3 separate regions of the Homo sapiens genome follow, and regions 1 and 3 are each linked to region 2. Evidence: read pairs that join two places in POLR2A ChIA-PET (ENCODE). Cell type or tissue: HepG2. All regions are shown on one strand. Links, peaks and the distances in the headings refer to the core of each region. The heading gives the core; the rest is flanking DNA.

Region 1 (7,997 bases), core at 1,791-5,790, 230 kb before region 2:
TGGCTCCCAAAGTACTGGGATTACAAGCGTGAGCCACCGCGCCTGGCCCAACGGTTTTTTCTAATGGCTATTTCAAGGTAAGATTCTGTCTCTTAAGAATGGTACATTTAAGATAGATTATTAGATGTAAATCTTCATTTATTTGTATGTGTTCTCTAAAGATTCATGTGTTTTTTTATATGAAGAAGTTTAAGTGGCCTTTTGAAAGTAGGAAGGGTAGACGTACAGATGGTGACATCTGTACGTAACCATTTCAGGTTTCTTCCTTAAATAGTGGTATTCAGTATCCCACTGGCCAATGGTAAGGATTTTATTTAACATTTTAAAAATAATATTGCTCATTAAGAGATATCTTAAGGAAAAATTACATAAATTCAGGAGAGTATGTGTCATCACATTGTGTTGTGCATGTTCATTCAGCTGTTTTAGAATATGTTCTTATATTACAATAAATGATACCCTTAATTACATAGTCAAAAAAAAAAAAAGTGGTCCTCCACTTCAGCCTCCAGAGAAGCTGGGACTACAGGAGGCGCATGCCACCATGCCAGGCTTAACCTACAAACAGTTCCTTATCATCTACTGCCTCAGGTTCAAACCCCTTCCCCCGTTTTTTAGCACACTGTTAGATGTTTTTCCTAACTTAACTTATAAAGTCTTATTATTCCCTAACCTAGTGGTTCTCAACTGGGGGAAATTTTGTCCCCAGGGGACATCTGGCCACAGCTGAAAACATTTTCTGTGAACTGGGGTGGGGATTCTCGTGGCATGCAGCCAACGGAGACCAGCGATGCTGTTAAACATCCTGCAGAGCCCAGGACAGCTCCAGAGCAAGGAAGTACCTGCCCGCAGGCCTCAGGAGTGCCAAGGCTGAGAGGCCCTCCCTGATACAGTTTATTTTCCCTAATATTGAGTACTGCGTCTGCATGTGGAATACCTGGGAGCTGGCAAACGACGCAGGCTGAGAAAGCCAGGTCTAGACATCTTTAAAAAGAATACGGTCAGTTTAAAAAGCCAGGTGCCAATGGAATGCCTACGATGTCAAGACACATTGTGAGAGACCATGGAGAATAAAAGAACAAAAAGTACTAGCATTTTTGTCTGTTTTTTTGGAGACATGGTCTATGTTGCCCAGGCTGGTCTCAAATTGCCAGGCTCAAGTCATCCTCCTGCCTCAGCCTCCCGAGTAGCTGGGACCACAGGCATGAGACAATGCACCCGGCTATAACCACCTTTTGTACAGTTCTTCCCAAGTATCCATTATGCAGCCATATGAGATCATCCATCTGATCCCTGCAGTACGTGACGTACACAGATCAAATTATCTCCATGTTAAAAACAAGAAAAACTGAATGTCAGTTCCTAAATGCCTTCCCCAAGGTCATCTGGCCAGTAGGGAGCAGAATCAAGTGCAGACTTTAGGTCCTGTAACTACAGAGGTCTGTGATTTGTGCACATTAAATCCAAGGAGGCGAGCGGAGCACAGCGGTCAGGAGCCGTCTCGGCGGCCAGTGCTGGGTCCACACAGGGCAGCCCCTGTTTCGTCCACTATGGGATGGAAATAATGGCACCTACCTAAGGCTTTTGTGAGAATTCAGTAAAATGCATTTCTAGTACTGTGAACTGGAAAAATGTTAGCATTCAAAATGTTAGTTGCTGTTATTATTGTGGTGCTTGCGGTGTGGCTGGAGGACAATTAAATTGCTTCAGTGCTGTCACAGAGACTCGGAGCTCTGGGAGGATCCAGGAGGGGCACCGGCAACTGGGCCTCCCGGAAGGCAGGGCTCCCTGTGTCTACAGCATCTGCTGCACCCCTGTGGGCAGCACACCCCCAGAAGCACTGGGGATGAGGACAGAGCCACCCACAGCCACCCCAGCTCCGTGTTCCCTGCACTGGGGGCCAGGGCCTATCTTCTCAAGTAGAGACTTTACCACGACATGTGATCGTCTGTTCTAAAACCAGTGCACTTGCCAGGCACAGTGGCTCACGCCTGCAATCCCAGCACTTTGGGGGGCTGAGGCAGGAGGATCGCTTGAGCCCAGTAGTTCAAAACCAGCCTGGGGCCAGGAGCAGTGGTTCACACCTGTAATCCCAGCACTTTGGGAGGCTTAGACAGGTGGAACTCCTGAGGTCAGGAGTTCAAGACCAGCCTGGGCAACATAGTGAGACTACATCTCTACCACAATTTAGAAATTACCCGAGTGTGGTGGTGTGTGCCTGTACCTAGCTGCTCAGGAGGCTGAGGTGGGGGGATCGCTTGAACCTGGGAAGTTGAGGCTGCAATGAGCTATGATTGCATCACCGCACTCCAACCTGGGAGACAGCACGACACCCCAACTCAAATAAATAAATAAATAAATAAATAATGAAAACAAGCACATGACAGCTTGAATAATTATTTAATTACTTGGACTACAGTTAAAATGTTCTCAGGAGTCAAATGCTCATAAAGCTGCAGGGGGTGGCCTCGTCCTCAGCTGAGTGTAACCTGGGGCCACTGTCTGGACAGCAAGGAGGCAGGATGTGATGAGCTTTTTTCCCATCTGTAGCTTTTCACCCACTAATCCCACTGGGAGGAGTCTGCTGTTAGGATACAGTCAATCAGCGATGTAGTCAAAGGTTTGTGTGTAAGGAGATTTATCTCAGCTTGAGCAAAAAGAAAAACAAACAACATAAACATCCCAGCAACAGATTACTATTGAAATAGGTCGCTAAATGTGTATGTCCAGATGACTGAATATTATGCAGTCTTAAAAGGCATGCAGGATGCTCACAGATAATGTGAAAATGGGCAGAACGTACATCAGTTGTGTGCAAACAGGCACTGAGAAAAGACAAAGGTACACCGAAATATTACTAGCATTTATCTCTGGGTAATTTTTATTTTATTTTTCTGTTTTCCAATTTTTCTGTGAGGAACAATCACTACTTCTAGAATTTAAAAAAGTTACAGATATTAAGTCTAAATATAAATACCTCCCTACAAGATGTGAATGATATGAAAAGTATAGAAAAAGCAAGCTTCTAAAACCATAACCACACTTTCCTTCCACACATATCTCGAGGGCCGGGCACATCAGGGGTTAACATGAACTTCAAAGTGTCTACCCCCACAAACAAAATACAGTAAACATGACTATGAAAAAATAGTGTTTTCAATTTGTTTTCCAATTAACCTACCTCTATACAGGAAGGAGTAACGTCTGTTAAATACTTTTAAGTTAACGTAAAAAACATAAAACATAAAAACAAAATAGATTTGTAAGCATTTTGCTAAAATAGTCATTACGTGTCTCTAAAAACCAGAACAAGAAGACAGACAGTTTAAGAGTGAAAGCTATTTGCTGACTTAGACCAAGTGAAAGCCAACGCTAACCAAAAAAACATTTTCCATGTAAAAACATTCCTTTTAATATTTCTTAACCTAGAGCTCTACTCATCAAAAAGAGAAAGAGAGAAAAAAGATTACTGCTTAAAATCTCAGCAAAGGGAACCCAGTACTTAACTAGACCAGCTCCCAGAGTGACCAGATGCAAATCTCTTTCACAAATAGCCACAGGGCAGCACGGCCTCCTCTAGGAACACCGGCCCCAACTGCCCACCCGCGGGGGCTTCCAGGCCTCCAGGTGCCAAGACATCCCACCAGGGGCCAACCACATGGGACCTCTGGGGTAGGGCTTCCCTACAGTCAGCCTCCAACACACCCAGAATCCCTGTTCCAGACACTGCCTGTAGAAACAGAGGGAGTCTAAAGTCGAGAGCCCTAGGGAGGCTAAAGACATACTTCCTAGTCCTGTAATCCCATAAAACAGGGTTCAAAGGGCATCTTAACGGATGTATTGACTTCAGAGAGAACACCAGCATCTTGCTTGTACTCATGAGCAACAACTCATTTCTGCCTTCCTAGCCCCTCCTTGCCCTCCTGTCCAGCAGCGACCTACTCACCACTAGGGTCGGAGGCCGGCAATGGCGCTGACCTTCACTGCTGACCGGGCTCTGACCACTGCTGTCTTCCAGTGCTTCTGAGCAACTACTACCCTCCACTAAAAAAAACAACTTTATGCAACAGGAGAGAAAATGCTTGCACAGACAAGTGCAAGTGTCAATAAAACTGGGCTGGGGGTAGGGGTGGAACTGAAGTAGGAGGAGTAAACATAATAGTGAAAGTGTCAACCTCCTGTAGTGATGCCAAATGCCGGCCCTACAGTCAGACCCTCGGGAGGGCCGCCCCCATCACTAGTCGTGCGACACAAGTGATGTGGCATTTCCAAGCCTGTGTCCCCATCTGTAAAGTGGGGACAGCCACCATATTGACTTCCGAGGGTTGGTGCAAGGATTGAAGTAGCCAGTCCACCAAGCATGGCTCTCAGGATGGAGCCTGGCAAACAGCAAGCGCCCATTCCACAGCCACAGGGATCCAGGCTGGCACCGTGCACCGAGGCACGCATGCAAAGCCTCTCCCTCAGAGCTTCTCTCTCAACACGGCCCCACAGAGCAGACCACCAGCAGCACCGCTGTGGCGCGGGCCGGGTCGGGGAGAAACCAATCAGAGGCTGCTCGAAAAAGGTACAAAGTCAGCACTTAGGAGCAACAGGTGACAGCGAGGGAACACACAGAAGCAACACTGACAGGACATGGCCACGTGGGAACCAACAACCCAATCTCAACAATCTCTGAAGACGACACCATCAGAAAGTAAAGCAATACGGCCACCATGATGGTTCCTTCCCCCTCAAGAAAAATGCACTTTTTATTTTTTATCTTTGAGATAGGGGCTCGCTCTGTTGCCCAGGCTGGAGTGCAGTGGCACAACCACAGCTCAGTGCCATCTCCCACCTCAGCCTCCTGAGCAGCTGCGACTACAGGCGTGTACCACAGCGCCCGGCTAATTGTTTTTATTTTTTGTACAGATGGGGGTCTCCCTATGTTGCCCAGGCTGGTCTTGCACTACTGGCCTTAAGAGATCCTCCCAACTCAGCCTCCCAAAAGTGGTGAGTGGGATTACAGGCATGAACCACTGCACCCAGTGTAAGAAAAAATTTAAATGATGTGACACTCGTAATGTTAGAAACAGTGAGCTGCAACAGCTTCAGGGGCAGAGGCTGCAGCCAGCACCCTCTCCATTGCAGGCATAGATGCAATCTAACTCCACTGATGCCACATCCAAGAGGATGGCAGATGAGACATTCCCTGAGGTTATCTTTATCTACAGGACTTTTTTTTTTTTTTGGAGATGGAGTTTCGCTCTTTTTCCCCAGGCTGGAGTGCAACGGTACGATCTCAGCTCACTGCAACCTCCGCCTCCTGGGTTCAAGCGATTCTCCTGTCTCAGCCTCCTGAGTAGCTGGGATAACAGGCAGGCGCCACCACACCCAGCTAATTTTTGTATTATTACCAGAGACAGGGTTCCACCATGTTGGCCAGGCTGGTCTCAAACTCCTGACCTTAGGTGATCCACCTGCCTTGGCCTCCCAAAGTGCTGGGATTACAGGCGTGAGCCACCGTGCCCGGCCCATCTTCAGGACTTTTGACGTTAAGTACATAATACACACAATATTGTTATTGTGAATATTTGGCCAGGAATATGCTTAAATACTGGGGTTTTCTTAGAGAAGCTGGCTAAATGTCTAATCACAATAACTAAACTGCGTTATCATGACCATTTTGGTTCCCACTATAATATTCAGCTCCCTGAGATGGACCATTCAAAGCAGTGAGCACGTTCAAGTGGCTGCTTTACAGTGCTTTGGGGATACCAGCCACAGTATAGGTTCGGTTTCAGAACACTTAGGCATCTAGGATGGGAAAGAACAGGACTTGAAGAGGCCAGGAGCGAGAAACCCCTGGTTCAAAACAAGAGTGCATCCAAGGTCCAGAAAGTGTCAGTAAAATCGGCTAGCAGGCTTTGTTTCTGCAGGCACCACAAACTCTATTCCAGGAGTCTTCTTGGGACACCCTATTATGAACAAGGCATCGCTGCTTCAGAGCCAGGGTCCCCATCTCTTACTGTCAGCCATGCAACAAAAGATCAGACCAGAAAGGGCTCACCTGGATTGATCACAGAAGACATTTAGGCCAAAAAGTTTCAGATTTACCTCCCACTGCAGCTATGACCAGACCCTCATCCCCTAGGCACCTGGTATCTGCCCAACTGAACTTCACACCTACAGGTGAAGCCTAGCCCAGGCCTGCTTCTCTGGCAAGTTCACCACACGCCTGACTCTCCTTCCCGTGGCTGACCGCCACCAGGGGCTAGAGCATGTAGACAACCATTCCACTGACATCCTCCAAATGGACCCATGAACTTCAAGGCACTGGGCCATGCTAGCCTTCTCTCCGCACAGCACCTCATCCTTTTAACAGCACATGTTCCAGTTAGTATAAAACCCCCCTTCACAGCCTCCCTTCCTCAGGGAGAGTGAATTCTTCCTAGAACACATGGTTCGTATTTATTTCTGCAACCCCTGGAGTATATAAAACAGGTGGTTCTACCTTCAGTAATGGCTGAGACGTTGGACCAATCCTCTTGCAGATAACTATAAACTCTGGACAAAGCATAAAAAAACAAACTGAACAGGACCAAGACAAGCAGAAACTGGAGGGAGCCTGTGCCCAGAGCGAGCTGAGCACTGCACGGGTTTCTTGTCCTGGGGCAGAACCTGGTCCTCCTCAGAGAAGGGGGGCAGCTAAAGCTCACAGAGAGCCCCACAGTCTCACCTGAAAAACCAGAGAGGGGAATTCTGGTAGATGATCGCAGCTGGAAAGCGACAGGAGAAACCCTGGAAGGGAGAGCACCCTGGGAGGGGACAGCACGCTCTGCACATCAACTCTGTGTGAGCCCTGCAACAGGCAGGCACGGGGCAGGTCCAGGACAGCAAGGTCACACTACAGCAACTGAGCAGAGATATTAGCTGCTGATAACACAGGAAGAGTATCTGGAGTTTGAGTCCAGCCAAACTGACTGCCTGCTAAAACAAAGCATCATCAATCTTCAGGAGGATAGAACGAAGTCCAGAGTTTCTACAACAGATCACTCACAAAATCCAAGAAGCAATCCACAATTACTAGACATGGAAAGAAACAAAAATATAACCTGTACAAAGAGGAAAGAGTTAGCTCTGGAGACCAGGCACAGGACACACCCATGCTGCCAGCACAGGCAGGACTCAGTAGCCCTTACAACGGGGCTCAGGAACAGAAAGGCAAAGGGACTTAGGCTGGACAAGCCAAACGGGTCTCAAGAGAGAAAGAGAACATTTCTTAAAAAATGGAAATTCCAGGGCCAGGTGCAGTGGCTCACGCCTGTAATCTCAGCACTTAGGGAGGCCAAGGCAGGCGGATCACCTGAGGTCAGAAGTTCGAGACTAGCCTGGCCAACATGGCAAAACCCTGTCTCTACAAAAAAATAAAAAAATTACCTGAGTGTGGTGGTGGGCGCCTGTAATCCCAGCTACTTGGGAGGTTGAAACAGGAGAATCGCTTGAACCCAGGAGTCGGAGGTTGCAGTGAGCCGAGAGTGTGCCACTGTACTCCAGCCTGGGTGGCAGAGCAAGACTCTGTCTTAAAAAAAAAAAAAAAAAAAAAAAGGAAATTCCAGAACTAAAAAATGCTATTTCTAAACGAAGAAAAATCCTGTGGACGAGCTTTAACAGCAGACTGGAGGTAACAGAAGACTCAGTGAATCTGAAGATGGATCAATAAAAAGTATCCAACCCAAAGAACAGAGAGAGAAAAAGATCTGAAAGGAAAACAATCAAACAAAGCTTCAGGGACAATATCACACAGTTTAACATACCTAGAGCTGGAGTCCCATAAGGAGAGAGAGATTGAGGCAGAAAAACATTTTGGAGAAATTATGGCTGAAAATTTCCCACAGCTGGCAGAAGGCATAAATTTACAGATCTAGTAAGTTCAGGACACCAAATAAGATAAATTCAATAAACACTTGGACACATCACAGTCAGGCTGCTCAAATACCAAAGACAGTCCATCTTAA
Region 2 (5,773 bases), core at 1,774-5,773:
GGCATGTCCGTGGCCTCCTCGGGGGCAGGCGCCCCCTCCTGGACGCTGAGCTGACCTCTCTAGCAGGACTCTGCTCATCTGCACCATTTGCCATTTCCACAGAAACCCTGTCCCCAGAGCCCGGCGGAGAAAAAAACCACAGGGGCCTCTCTGCTCAGGGGAGCCACGCGGAAGAGGCACCCTCGCTCCAGCTGCCAAAGCAACTGAGCCTGCTGCAAACATCTCTGTGAACTCGGACAGGAAACAGTGTTAACCTGTGTTTCCTTCCAAGTCGGCCCTGGCGCATGTGAACTGCTTGCTAATACTGTGTACAATCACGCCGTGCAATGACAGAGAGAACTTTTCTTATTGATGAAGTGGTTTAAAAAGTTACCCTGAGCCTTTTTTCTTTGCTTTTAAGCTGGAAAGATAGCTTGATTACTTATGAAATGAAAAAAAGTTTTCCTAAATGAATGTAACAGTTTAAATCATACTGTTACGAAAACAACACTGTCAAGATTAAAAAGAAATTCTGCTCCTTTTAGTAATAAACAATGTCGTGTGACACTTTGGAACGCTTCTCTCGTTACAAACCAGCGTCTTTACTGAAGGTCCTTCCGCTGCAGAGCTGCGCAATGGATGTGTGGACAGAGCTAGTCGGCACGTGGAGGCTCTCCTGGTTTTCGAGCAGGAAACGTGCTGTGAGCAGGAATCGCGAGTGAGTTCCATGGCGTCCCCGGGTCAGCGCGCGTGCAGGAATCGCGAGTGAGTTCCATGGCGTCCCCGGGTCAGCGCGCGTGGGGTCCTGTCTCGCTGGCTCACCACTGGTGGCCAGGGCATGTCTCCCCCAGCCCTGAGTCTCCGCAGTGGTGACCAGGGCATGTCTCCCCCAGCCCTGAGTCTCCCGGCAGTGGAGGCAGCGTGGGCACAGGGTTTGTCACAGCCTGTAAGTGAATGGAGGACACAAAAATAACCAGAGAGGCAGGCTCTGCCCTCCGGGAGTGCACAGGCGGTTTTTAAAATGTGTGCGTTCATGTAATTAAACGTCTCCGTTTGTTTCTCAGGGAGTGGTTACTCAATTTCTTCCCAGCCAGAGCTTTGTAAACCTGCGCTTCTCACCCCTCAGTGAAGCCTGAGTCCAGCCTCTAAAGGTGGGTCCCCTGGGTGGGCTGCAGCCAGTGGGGGCTTGGAAGGGCTCTGAAGGTTGAGACAAGGAAAACGGGCGTGAGCTGGACTCAGGGAAGCCGGGTCACCGTGGTACCTGCACTGTGGCCCTTGGCCATGACAGTGTGTCAGCTTCCGGCAGGGACTGCTTGTGTGCCTCGGGACACCAGTGACCAGGTGTGGCCAGGCCCCAGATGGCATTGCTGCAGCTCTCTCGTGAAAGAGTAATGGAGGTGACTGCAACCTGCGCCGGGAGCCATCTGGGCTATGAAAACGAGACTGGCCTCCAGCGCCCCCGGCCTCCACACAACACTCTTACACTGCCCAGGAGAGCAGCGGTCACTAGCAAGTTCCTTCCATGCACAAAGGCAGGCAGGCTGAGGCCGTGATCACAGCTAGAGCTCGGCTCCTTTTCCTTCCGGGCTGGGGAACCACCATCCCCCGCTCCTTCTGGAGGAAGGCTGACTCTTCTCTGATGGAAACCATCAAGCACACGGCGCCGCCACCTCACTCCAACACCCGAGTGCCACGTCCAGCGCGGGGTCTCGCCTCGTCACCTGAACGACACGTGGAAGGAGGCGCCTGTGGAGAGCCCTGGGGAGGGTCCTGAACGTCACGGGGAAGGAGGCGCCTGGGGAGGGTCCTGAACCACACGGGGAAGGAGGCGCCTGGGGAGGGCCCTGGGGAGGGTCTTGAATGTCACAGGGAAGGAGGCGCCTGGGGAGGGTCCTGAACATGACAGGGAAGGAGGCGCCTGGGGAGGGTCCTGAACGTCACGGGGAAGGAGGCGCCTGGGGAGGGTCCTGAACATGACAGGGAAGGAGGCGCCTGGGGAGGGTCCTGAACGTCACGGGGAAGGAGGCGCCTGGGGAGGGCCCTGGGGAGGGGTCCTGAACGTCACGGGGAAGGAGGCGCCTGGGGAGGGTCCTGAACGTCACGGAGAAGGAGGCGCCTGGGGAGGGTCCTGGGGAGGGTCTCTCTCACCAACGGGCATCTTGGTATTTGGTCCCCCAGTGACTTTGTCACCTAGCCAATGACATCCTGCTTGTACCAACTCAATTAAAAAAAAAATCAGATGTCAAACTGCAATCAACACTGCTCTCATCTAAACACAAACACAAACCAACTGCCTGGCAAGAATTTCTAAGCTCAATGGGTGGTTCCCTTGATGTTCATTCCACCCAACACCCTCCCGACCCCAAACACGAAAAAAGCCACCGCTCATGGCCAGTCCCTCCAATTCATCCTCACACAGAGCATGGCGCGCATGGGCGGCAGGGGGAGCATGGAGAACAAGACGATTCATCCTTTAAAATCCCACAAAGCCCTGCGAGGAGGAGCTGTGGCCCTGCTGCCAAGCGGGCCGGCCAGAGTGCCTCCCCTGGTACGCCCGCCCACCCTGCAGTCAGGGGTCTGGGGGCCGTGTGGGAGGGCCGCAGCCGAGGGAAAGGCTTCCTAACAGCCAGCAGCTCACCACAGCGAGGAACTGGGCAAGAACGTGGCACCGAGTACGGCGTGTCCCAGCCGCGCCGCGCCAGCAGCTCCCGGGAGACAGAGGCCCTGGGCTTTCGTGCCGGCCGCTCACGCCCTACGGTGGCTATCTGGCCACCAAGTAGTTCGGTAAACTGGGCCCCGGCAGACAGAGCAGACCACAGGCCCGTGGGGCAGGCAGAGCTCCGCCCAGGAATCCACCACCCTGTGTTGTGTTCCGCGTCTCCCACGGTTCCACACTGAAGGGGCCCTGTTTTCATCACGGCCGTGACAGCCACTCCATGCTGGGAGCTTGTCTATCTGATCCCCATTGGTTCTGATCAGCATCTTTCATTCAAACCAAATCTTTAGCAACAAAAGCAAAATGCTTTCTGTGTAAGAAAGTGTACAAGAAGTTTCTTCCTCAGGGCTGCTGTCATCTTTCTTTCAACTGGGTTGATTCAAAAGTCTCTTTTTCCTTGGAATCCCACCTAATCAGTTACAAGCTCCTCTGAAAGAAAAACTGTCTCTCATAACAGACAACTACATTGAAAGCCAACAAGATATTTCCTCTTCTTCCTCCAAGAGCAGGAGGGAAGAAAGAACCGGCCACACAATGGCGTCCATCTTCTGGACAAGGGCTGGAGCCGCAGAGCCGGGCAGGGCCTGGGCGGGGGCGGGGGCGGGGGCGCTGCTGCCTGCGCTCTGGCTTCTCAACCCTGTCCGAGCCTCTTCCAACCAGCTTAGCTGAGAGTGTGAGGAAAGGACCTTGATTGCCCAGCACTCAGACAAAGTGCCCAGACCGGCCGCCAAAGCCGGCGCAACGCAACACAAGCTGCAGCCCTGTGCGGGGTCGGTGCAACACAAACACAAGCTGCAGCTCTCAGGGGGTTGGCACAAGGCAACACAACCTGCAGCCTGAGGGGAGGAGGGGTCGGCGGAACGCAAACACAAGCTGTAGCCCTTGCGGGGGGCGGGCGGGCTGCCGGCGCAAAAGCAAACACAAGCTGCAGCCCTCGCGGGGGGGTCAGCGTAATGCAAACACAAGCTGCAGCCCTCGGGGGGGGGTCAGCGTAATGCAAACACAAGCTGCAGCCCTCGGGGGGGGGTCAGCGCAATGCAAACACAAGCTGCAGCCCTTGAGGGGGTCGGTGGCGGGGAGGGGGGTGAGCTGGCACAACCCAAACACAAGCTGCAGCCCTCGGAGAGGGGGAAGTTGGCGCAATGCAAACACAAGCTGCAGCCCTTGGGGGGGTCGGCGTGGGGGGGTTGGTCGGCACAACACAACACAAGCTGCAGCCTCCAGGGGGGTCGGCGGAGGGGGCCGGCACAACGCAAACACAAGCTGCAGCCCTCGAGGGGGGCGGCACCTGCAGCCTCACTCCTGTCAGCACTGCCACCCACATCCAGACGCACCAGACAGGTGTCCCCACCAGGGAAGAGGCAGTGCCCAGAGCCTTCCCCTTTCTGATCAGCATTCCCATCAAGTGTCAAGTGACAATGGAAGCCTGAAGTGAGGTCACACCGATGGCAGTGGGCGGGGCCCTTGGGGCCAGTTCAAGTGCCACCCACCGAGGCCTCCTGAACACCCGGCTGCACCAGGGAGCTCAGCACGTGCCCTGCTGTGCAAGAGCTGGCCGAGTGCCCCTGAGATGATCCTGAGAGGCGACACTTCTCAAGCCATCGCCCCAAGGTGACCTGGGTTTTCCTGGGCCCACCTGGAGCCGTAAGGATGAAGAGGCCAAGGGAGCGGGGAGGTGCTCACAGGGGCTCGCCACCAAGTCAGCTTCTAGCCCTCTCCCAGCGGTGCTTCCACCCGCCCAGCACCGGCTCCGCCAGGAGGGAAGTCTCCCCACCACCCTTGTTTTCAACTCCCAGATAAGAAATGGGACCATAGTGAATATGTCATCAGCCCCGTTATAGAAAACTAAGGATCCTATATTCCCACTGTTCAAAATATTTAAGATACACAAAAACTGCACCAGGTGTGGTTTCAATGCTCAACTTTTGACCCCAATTATGCAAATCCGAATTGGCCTTCAGTCTTGGACTGGAGCAGGCCTAGGTTGGGAGTTAGCGCACCACAGCCTTCGGGGGCAAGGAGGCCGCAGCGCTGAAGCCAGGAGGAGCTGGATGGGGACACCTGGTGGCAGCCATGTGGGGACGTTGGGAGCCCTCGCCCTCCAGCCTCCCTTCCTGTCGCTTTGCAAATGCTAATCCTAAACCCTAAACCCGACTGGGACAGGGACAGGGATGGTCCCACCACAGCCTCCCAGAGACCACGCGGCGGCAGGTGGCTCCCAGGAGTGAGGCCGCTGCACACGAGGAGCCCCCACCACGAGACCCCCGTGTGCAGCCAGCCAGCGGTGCTTCACGTGAATGAGAACCGGGAAGGTGTGCACTGGCCCTGGTCTGCTTTTCAGTTTCAGGCATCAGAGGCTGATCCCAAGTGTGAATATGGATGGGCAGTCAGGGCCCTCTTCTGGTTTTGCAGAAGGAAAGGCTCACAAAGCACAGCATATTCCGGGGTTTCGGGCACAGAAACCTGCTTCTCGAGGGTCCTTCGTGTCCAAGGTTCCACCCTCCAGTGTGGGGTGGTCTCGCCCTAGGCCCAGCCCTGGCCCGGGGCAGAGGCCCCGGGAAGACTGCGGTGTGCCTAGGGCCACACAGAAGACACCCTCCGCGGTGGTCTTGTTTCAAGTCCAATTTATTTCACACAACACACAGGCTGCTGAGGGAATCCACCTGCACTGCACTCAGTTGAACTTCCGGCCCAGTGCCGCGTCAGAGACTAAACCATGGGAGAAAGTTCACACCCTGGCCTGGGCCACCCACCTTCAGCTCTCTCCTGTGCGTCAGGACGCACGCTGGCCCCAAGAGCTTCACTCAACACGGCTGGGTCCTGGGCGGACGTGGGCACAGCACTTGCCAGGCGCCCCTGGCAGGGGCTCTTCTGATACGCAAGGAGGAAGGAATGAGAGAGAAACACATTCAGCCGAGGGGGAGGCCCGTGCAGGAGGGGTAGAGAGAACACCGGGTTTTCAGGGAAGACCTCATCAAAGAGCCCACAGGCACACGGCACTCATTAGCAAGCTGCCCAAATTACTCCACACACCAACGTTTTTAAAAAATTTACAAAGCTGAATTCCAATAAGCATCC
Region 3 (7,997 bases), core at 1,791-5,790, 170 kb before region 2:
TTGAACCAATGTTCACTGCTTTTGCTGTTACTGCAATTGGTAGGAGGTGAGGAAAGTGATGAGAGGAGAAAAAGCTAGAAGGTAATCTGTCAGGTGTTCACCCACCTCTGTTTCTGAAGCAATGGGATCCAGCTCTATCATATATGTATCCTTAGGCAGGACAGTTTGGGTTGGGCTCTGCTGGGTGGTTCTTCTGCTGGTCTCACTTGGGATCACCTGTGTGGCTGCAGTCATCTGGTGGCTAATGGAGCTGCATGGTCTAAGAAGCTTCTCTCACAGGCCTGGTGGTCATGCTGGTTGCTGGCTCTGCTCAGATAGAGCTCCTCTGCTCCACATGGCCGCTCATCCTCCCATAGGCAGCCTGGATATCTTCACAGCATTCCATCAAGGCTGAGAGTGGTAACAGCATGTTCTCTTGGGACTGAGGTTCTGAAGTCACACAACATTGCTTTTGCCACATTCTATATATTTGTCAAAGCTTAGAAAGGAAAAAATATTTCTTCTATATGCAACATTTTGCTTCTGACAACAAATGGCAGCGTAGGGGTTCCCCACACCAACAAATCTTCCAACTTTCTGAAATAGTTGGGTGTCTTACAGTTCAACTCAGTTCCAACACTACCTGGAGTTAGCATCAGATCCCATGATTTAGGGACTCAGTCCCACAGGACGGCCTCCACTTCAGATGCCAACTGAGAGTCTGGGCCTCCCTCCAGACTGATCAGCTATGATTTATAGCTGATTTAGGGGTTCCCATGACCCCCTCCTCAGATTCAATAATTGGCAAAACTGGGCACAGTGGCTCATGCCTGTAATTCCAGCACTTTGAGAGGCTGAAACAGGCAGATCACATGAGGTCAGGAGTTTAAGATCAGCCTGGCCAACATGGTGAAACCCCATCTCTACTAAAAATACAAAAATTAGCCAGGCATGGTGGTGCATGCCTGTTGTGCCAGCTACTCAGGAGACTGAGGCAGGAGAATTGCTTGAACCTGGGAGGCAGAGGCTGCAGTGAGCCAAGATGGAGCCACTGCACTCCAGCCTGGGTGACAGAGCAAGACTTTGCCTCAAACAAACAAACAAAAAGTTGGCAAGAATGACTTACAGAACTCAGGGAAACACTTTGCTTATTTTTACTGGTTTATTACAAAGGATATGACTCAGGAACAGCCAAGTCATGGACAGGGTGGGATGGACGGGGTGGAATAGACGGGGTAAGTAGGGGAGGCGCAGGAGGGGTGCAGAGCTTCCATGCCCTCTCCAGGTGCACTGCCCTCCCTGCACCTTGATGTGTTCACTAACCCCACCCAGAAGCTCTTTGAAACCCCCTTCCAGTCATTGACAGGTGTTTTGGAGACCTCATTAGACAGGTATGATTGATGACATCATCAGCCATTGAGGATTAAGTCGATCTCCAGCCCCTCTCCCCTCCCTGGAGGTTGGGGTTGGGGAGCAGGGGGACTGAAGTTCTAACCCTCCTCTGGCAACCAGCCCCCATCCTCCAAGAGTCACCTCATTAGCGTAAACTCAGATGTAGTTACTAATAATGGTTTGGATATTTGTCCCCTCCAAATCTCATATTGAACTTTGACCCCAGTGTTGGGACTGGAGCCTGGTTGGGGGGTGTTTGGGTCATGGGGGTGGATGCCTCATGAATGTCTTGGTGCCGTCCATGCAGTAATGAGTGAGTTCTCGAGAGCTCTCGCTCTAGCAGTTCCTGAGAGAACTGATAGTTTAAAAAGCCTGGCAGCTTCCCCCGCTTGCCTCTCTCCTCTCCACATGACACCTGCTCCTTTTCACCTTCTGCCCTGAGTGGATGCTTCCCGAGGTCCTCACCAGATGCAGATGCTGGTGCCCTGCTTCCCATACAGCCTGCAGAACTGTGAGCCAAATAAACCTCTTTTCTATATAAATTATCCAGCCTCAAGTATTCCTTTACGGCAACACAAACGGACGAAGAGAGTTGTCATTATGAATAACCGAAGATGATCTTCCCACCCTTATTGCTCAGGGAATTCTGAGGATTTTAGGAGCTCTGTGTCCGGAACCAGGATGGAGACCAAATATATATTTCTTATTATATCACAATATCACAAAGCCCTTTGCAGATTTGCTAAGTCACATTACAAAGGAACCTGTATACAGGCCACCTTACTTCAGCTCCAAACCGAGAATCACTTTCCCCCCAACCACATCATCCCCCTAGTCATCTGCCCTCCAAATCTGCATTTTTCCCCTATCATTGTTGCAACAAATTACCACAAACTAGTGGCTTAAAACAGGACACATTTATTATCTTAAAGTTCAGGAGTTCTGAAGTCTGAAACGGGCCTGCTCCTTCTGGACACTCCAGGGGAGAATCTGTCTGCTTGCCTTCTGCAGTTCCTAGAGGCTGCCTGCATTCCTTGGCTCATGGCCCCTCCTCTGTCTTCCAAGCCAGCAGGATGGCATCTTCTCTCCTTGCTGACTTCTGCCTCCCTGTCACCAGGATCCCTGTGATGACATTGGGGCCACCAGGATAATCCCAGATAACCAGCCCCCCGAGCTCAAGATTTGTAAACCACATCTGCAAAGTTTCTTCGGCCAAGTAAGGTAAATTACTTGGTAATTTTCTTGGCAAGGTAGATATCCACAAGTTCTGGGGGTTAAGATATGGACATCTTTGGGGGTCACTATTCTGTCTACCATAGACTCTCACACCCTTTCCTTCCAACCCAGGCGTTTCCAGACTTCTTCAAACACATTCCTCTAGGAGTTTTTGTTTGCTAGTTTTAAAGGAGCATGCCCCAAATACATGATTAAAAGCCTGGACCGGCAGCCAAACTACCTCAATTCAAATCCCAGCTCTCCTGCCTTCTCATTGTTCTACCTCGGCCAATCTGCTTCACCTCTCTGCACCTCTGTTTCCTCATCTGCACGATGCAGGATGTCTCAGCTCCTGCTGCCATAACACAGATGCCATAGACTGAGTGGTTTAGACTTCACAGTTCCAGAGACGGAAGTCCAAGATCAGGGAGCCAACAGGGTCAGGTTCTGATGAAGCTTTCTTCTGCCTTGTAGTTGGCCACCTTTTCCTAGGTCCTTACGTGGCATAGAGGGAGGGAGGGAGAGAGAGAGAGAGAGAATGTGCTCTGATGTCCCTCTGATGAGAATGTTACCGGTGGAAAGTGTCCAGGTTCTTGGCATCTTGAACAAATAAATGGACAAAATGTGCAAACAAATCAAGAAAGGAATGAAGCAACAAGAGCAAAGATTTATTGAAAATGAAAGTACACTCCACAGGGTGAAAGTAAGCCCCGGCATAGGGGCTCAAGGGCCCCAGATACTGTATCTTCTCGGGTCCAAATACCCCCTAGAGGTTTCCCAGTGGCCACTTGGTGTTCACCCCATGTAAATGAAGTGGCGGCCTGCAATCGGTCTGATTGGTCAAGTGAAGTTACAAAGCTCACACTCCTATGCAAACATCTGATTGGTTGTGGAAAGCACACAATCAGAGGCTGAAGTGAAGTTACAAAGTTACATTCCAATACAAACGTCTGATTGGTTGCAAAAAGCGATCAATCAGAGGTACTTTCAATTTCCCATCTGCCTGGCAGAAAAGGTAGGGGTTTGCAAAGGGGTAGCCTCTGGTCCTTTTGTTATTTAGATGTGGAAAGTTAGGGCTCTCCTTTCAATTTAGTTCTAGGAAATCAGCGTGAAAGAGCCTTAGGTTCCCTGCCTCCAGACGCTATTCTCCTGCCTCAAGGATACCGATATGGCTTGGCTCCGTGTCCTCACCCAAATCTCATCTTGAATTTAATCCCCAAGTGTTGAGGGAGGGACTGGGTGGGACGTGATTGGATCATGTGGGTGGTTTCCCGCGTGTTGTTCTTGTGACAGTGGGAGTTCTCACGAGATCTGGTGGTTTTATAAGGCAGTTTTCCCTGCTCTCTCTTGCTCTTCTCTCTCCTACCGCCTTGTGAAGAAGATCCTTGCTTCCTCTTCGCCTTCCTCCGTGATTGTAAGTTTCCTGAGGCATCCACAACCATGTGGAACTGTGAGTCAATTAAACCTCTTTCCTTTATAAATTACCCAGTCTTGGATATTTCTTTATAACAGTGTGATAACATGCTAATACAGATACTAATCCCTACCTTATCTGGGTCTTGCCCTCACGGCCTCGGCAAACTTTAATCACTTCCTTATTCCAAACAGTCATACTGGGGGTGAGGGCTTCAACATATGAATTTTAGGGGCACACAATTCATAGCAGAGGGTAATAATATCTCCCAGAGTCCTGAGGAGTAAATGAGTGAATATGCTTACAAGGCTTAGAACAGGGCTGTGGCACAGCGGCAGTGCAGGGGTTGGTTTTTATCATCATTATTTATAAAACATACATTTGGGCTCTGCAGCTGACTTTCATGCACATTATAAAATGAGAAAAGAGAAAATGTAAAAGGATGAGATAAATTGAAGCTGAAGTCATAATAGCTTTCTCCCACACTTCCAGAGGATTGTCCTGCATGCCCTTTGGGGTTTGGGGTCCCCCTATTCCAGCCTGGGGTTCTCTGACATTGGCATGCATCCCCGTCACTTGTGTTACTCTTAAAATGGAGCTTCCTGAGCCTCGTCCCAGATTAACTGGATCAGCCCTGGTGAAGGAGCCCAATGGCTACATTAAAAATATATAGAGGCCAGGCACGGTGGGTCACACCTGTGATCCCAGCACTTTGGGAGGCCAAGGCGGGTGGATCACTTGAGGTCAGAAGTTTCAGACCAGCCTGGCCAACATGGTGAAACCCTGTCTCTACTAAAAATGCAAAAAAAAAAAAAAAAAATTGGATGTGGTGGCACACACCTGTAATCCCAGCTACTTGGGAGGCTGAGACAGGAGAATTGCTTGAACCCAGACGCAGAGGCTGCAGTGAGCTGAGAAAATGCCACTGCATTCCAGCCTGGGCAACAGAGTGAGATCCCATCTCTACAAAAAATTTAAAAATAAGCCAGGGGAAATGGTATGCGCCTGTGGTCCCAGCTACTCAGGAGGCTGAGGCAGGAGGATCCCTTGAGCCCAGAAGTTGGAGATGCCAGTAAGTAATGATTGCACCTCTGCACTCCAGCCTGGGGGACAGAGCAAGACCCTGTTTCAAAATAGATATGTATTTTTGATGTCAAAGAAACTGTTTTCATCAACTGTGGGAAAAACCCTGAGACTCACTTATAACCGCTGACCTCAAACACCCCCAAGTCTAAATTGTTTCCATCTCCCTGAATCCAAAACTCCAGCTGACGAGCACTGAGTGTTTATGTGAACATGGCCACATCCAAATGACCAGGCAGCCCTATAGCTCCTCACAGTCAAGTTCCTGTACGGTTTCCTCAAGATGCAAAAACATTTTGAAGTATGAGATTCGAGCTTCATACCCTGCCCAAGCCTTCTGTTTAAAGGTGGAATGCATTCCCTGCTTTTTTTCTTTTTAAATCTGCCCCCTTCTTGGTTTCTAATGACATTTGACATTTGACGTTCACCACTGCTGTGAGTTCTCCTCCGCCACTGTCAACACAGCCATGCCCAGCTACTAACGCAGAGACAGCAATGCTCCAGGCCAGAGCATATGTTGGAGACCTACATTCATTTCATAAATGTGAGCAACACAGTTTCCCATTCCTTTTGACTCATTTTTTCCTTCCTTTTCTCCACTTGCCAGTTGGGGTGGACTCCAGCGTGGCTGAGGGCAGACGCCGCCGCCCCTGAGAGCTGCTTCTGGTTCACGTGGCTTCTTAGAGAACCACAACTCCAGCCCTCCTCTCTGTAGGGGACACAAATTCACCGCTTGCCCTTTGTCCCCAGAAGATGTTTTCTAACAGCCCAAGGGCCGATCCGGAATCAGAGAAAAACACTCCGTGGGGGAGGCCAGAGGAATATTTAGTTTGTGTTTTATTAGCCCTTGCTGGGTCTCCAGATCTGAACCCCGGCGGGGCCTGTGTGCTCAGATCTTCCCACAGCGTACCCCTGAAGCCCAGCTCAGGCAGCCTGAGGATTAGAATAAATGAAAATCATTATCTGAGCTGTTTGGCACACGTGCGTGTGCAAGAGCCAGGGGCCATTTTCAAGGGAAAATGCCCGTTGCAGTTTCCTAAATCCTTTCTCATTTTTGACTTATTTGATCCTGGCAACAACTTGGTGAGATTGGTTTATCCGTGAGTCCATTTCACAGGCAGGAAAGTGGTGTCGCAGGGAGGCCGAGTGACTTGTCCACAGCCACGCAGCTGGGAAACGGGGAGACAGATTCAGGTGAGGACCTGCTGCCTCCGCGGTGCGGGGTACACCTTTCTCTCTCTTCCTCCTGCCTCCTTTCCTCTTCCTTCCTTCTTCTCCAAACTTCCACTCACCTATTTTTAAAACTCTTTTTGGAGATGGGGTCTGGCTATGTTGCCCAGGCTAGACCCAAGCCCCTGGGCTCAAGCAGTCCTCCCACCTCAGCTTCTTGAGTAGCTAGGATGACAGGTGCATGCTACCACACCTTGCTCAACTATTTTTAATTGAAAAATTAACATACACAAATGGTTAAACAACCACAACCAAACAGTACAGGAAAGGATGTCCTGAAAAGTAAGCTTCCTTCCACCCCAAATCTTCAGGGTCCCAGAGCCCCTTTTTCTAGCTATGTGTGTGCATATGTGCTCGTGCACACATATGTGTATGCACACTTAGGTGTGCATGTGTGATACATTACTCGGCCTCCTACACAGACAGTAGCAGCCCATGCGCTGGGTGCCTCTGGTTCTTCTTATTTCTCTCTCTGTCTCTTTTTTTTTTTTTTGTTTTTGAGACAGAGTCTTGTTCTGCCTTCCAGGCTGGAGTGCAGTGGCACAAGCTCGGCTCACTGCAAACCTCCACCTCCCGGGTTCAAGCAATTCTCGTGTCTCAGCCACCCAAGTAGCTGGGATTACAGGTGCCCATCACCACACCCAGCTAATTTTTGTATTTTTAGTAGAGACAGGGTTTTGTCACGTTGGCTGGGCTTGTCTCTAACTCCTGACCTCAGGTGATCTGCCCGCCTCAGCCTCCCAAAGTGCTGGAATTACAGGCGTGAGCTGCCACTTCCAGCCCTTCTTATTTCTCTTGAAAGCTGTTCTGTGTCCACATGGATGGAGCCACCACGCTTTTTGCTGACTGCACAAGAGCTCTCAGTGCATGGGGAGTAGGCTGTCCTTCTCCACTCCTCTCCACCAACAGGCATGAGGCTGCTCTCAGTCTCTGCTGTAATCAACGCATGGCGTGGGTCATGCCTTTGGCACATATATGCCTTTGTGCCCCTATGCCAGTGCCTCACTCAGGAAGAATCCTCGGAGGAGAACTGCTGCGCAAGAGGATTTGCCGTTGTCAGTGCCGGGGCTGTGGTTAAATTGCCTCCCCGTAGGCTGCACTTGCTCACACGCCTGCCCTCCCGGTGTCAGGGTCATGCCCCTCACTCCTAACGCCATGCAGCACGTAGCCATTCAGGGGCCCTTTGGGGGCCCCTCCCAGCGAGCTCACTCTAATCAGAGACAGCAAAGGTGTTGGATCTGCTTGATTTTCAAATGATTTACCCAGAAGCATCCACCCTCTCAGCCCCTAGTGTGGGGAATATGAGCCCTTCCCTGGAAACACTGCTAGAAAAAGAAAAAAAAAAAAAGGAAGAGAGAGAGAGGGCTCATTGAATAGGGCATCCCTAAAACGTGGACAGAGGAAGCAGAGAGAATGGAGTCCAAACACTCAGATCCTGTTGTCACCCCACCAGGGTCTACCCAGCAACGCCGAGACACTGAACAGGGCCCTCGTGAGTGCCTAGAAACGGTGGTGATCAACTCCCACCCCTGAGCCTCCCTCAGTCCCCAGATCAGCAGCAGGGATTTTTTTACAGCCCTCTACCCAGCCACCCTGGGTCCTGTGCAGCCAACCTGGGTCCACACATGTCCGGGACTCACAGATGAGATGGAACTGTCCCACGCATGGTCTCTGGGGCAGAAAC

What was found. ChIA-PET counts read pairs that join two places held together with the same protein. Peaks named below come from ENCODE experiments on the same cell type or tissue, not always from the same donor. Only the 100,000 strongest peaks of a DNase experiment are listed, where the experiment ranks them.
Region 1: POLR2A ChIA-PET joins it to region 2 with 5 read pairs; 2 of 35 experiments call an interaction of 5 or more read pairs at or near these places.
Region 3: POLR2A ChIA-PET joins it to region 2 with 12 read pairs; 1 of 35 experiments calls an interaction of 5 or more read pairs at or near these places.

Annotation. Positions count from the first base shown.
Region 1 is chr16:87,467,989-87,475,985 of GRCh38, forward strand. The region is part of intron 1 of ZCCHC14 (zinc finger CCHC-type containing 14); the gene reads right to left. Among named protein-coding and RNA genes, the nearest start is that of ZCCHC14, 21 kb to the right of the region's middle. RefSeq lists enhancers at 1,258-1,843, 1,844-2,428, 3,114-4,071. In HepG2, for the core only: a CTCF peak has its summit at 3,947; a DNase peak (open chromatin) is centred at 3,813; H3K4me3 peaks cover 1,022 bases.
Region 2 is chr16:87,702,510-87,708,282 of GRCh38, forward strand. It overlaps KLHDC4 (kelch domain containing 4), which reads right to left. Exons shown (of 12, transcript NM_017566.4): 12 at 5,303-5,566. Among named protein-coding and RNA genes, the nearest start is that of KLHDC4, 61 kb to the right of the region's middle. RefSeq lists enhancers at 1-231, 267-1,466, 2,116-2,725, 2,726-3,333. In HepG2, for the core only: a CTCF peak has its summit at 4,745; DNase peaks (open chromatin) are centred at 3,642 and 4,082.
Region 3 is chr16:87,533,075-87,541,071 of GRCh38, forward strand. LOC124903748 (a long non-coding RNA gene) reads left to right here and starts at 5,828. Exons shown (of 2, transcript XR_007065170.1): 1 at 5,828-6,277. RefSeq lists a silencer at 6,915-7,146. In HepG2, for the core only: no CTCF peak of the experiment used is centred there; DNase peaks (open chromatin) are centred at 3,427 and 3,861; H3K4me3 peaks cover 2,036 bases.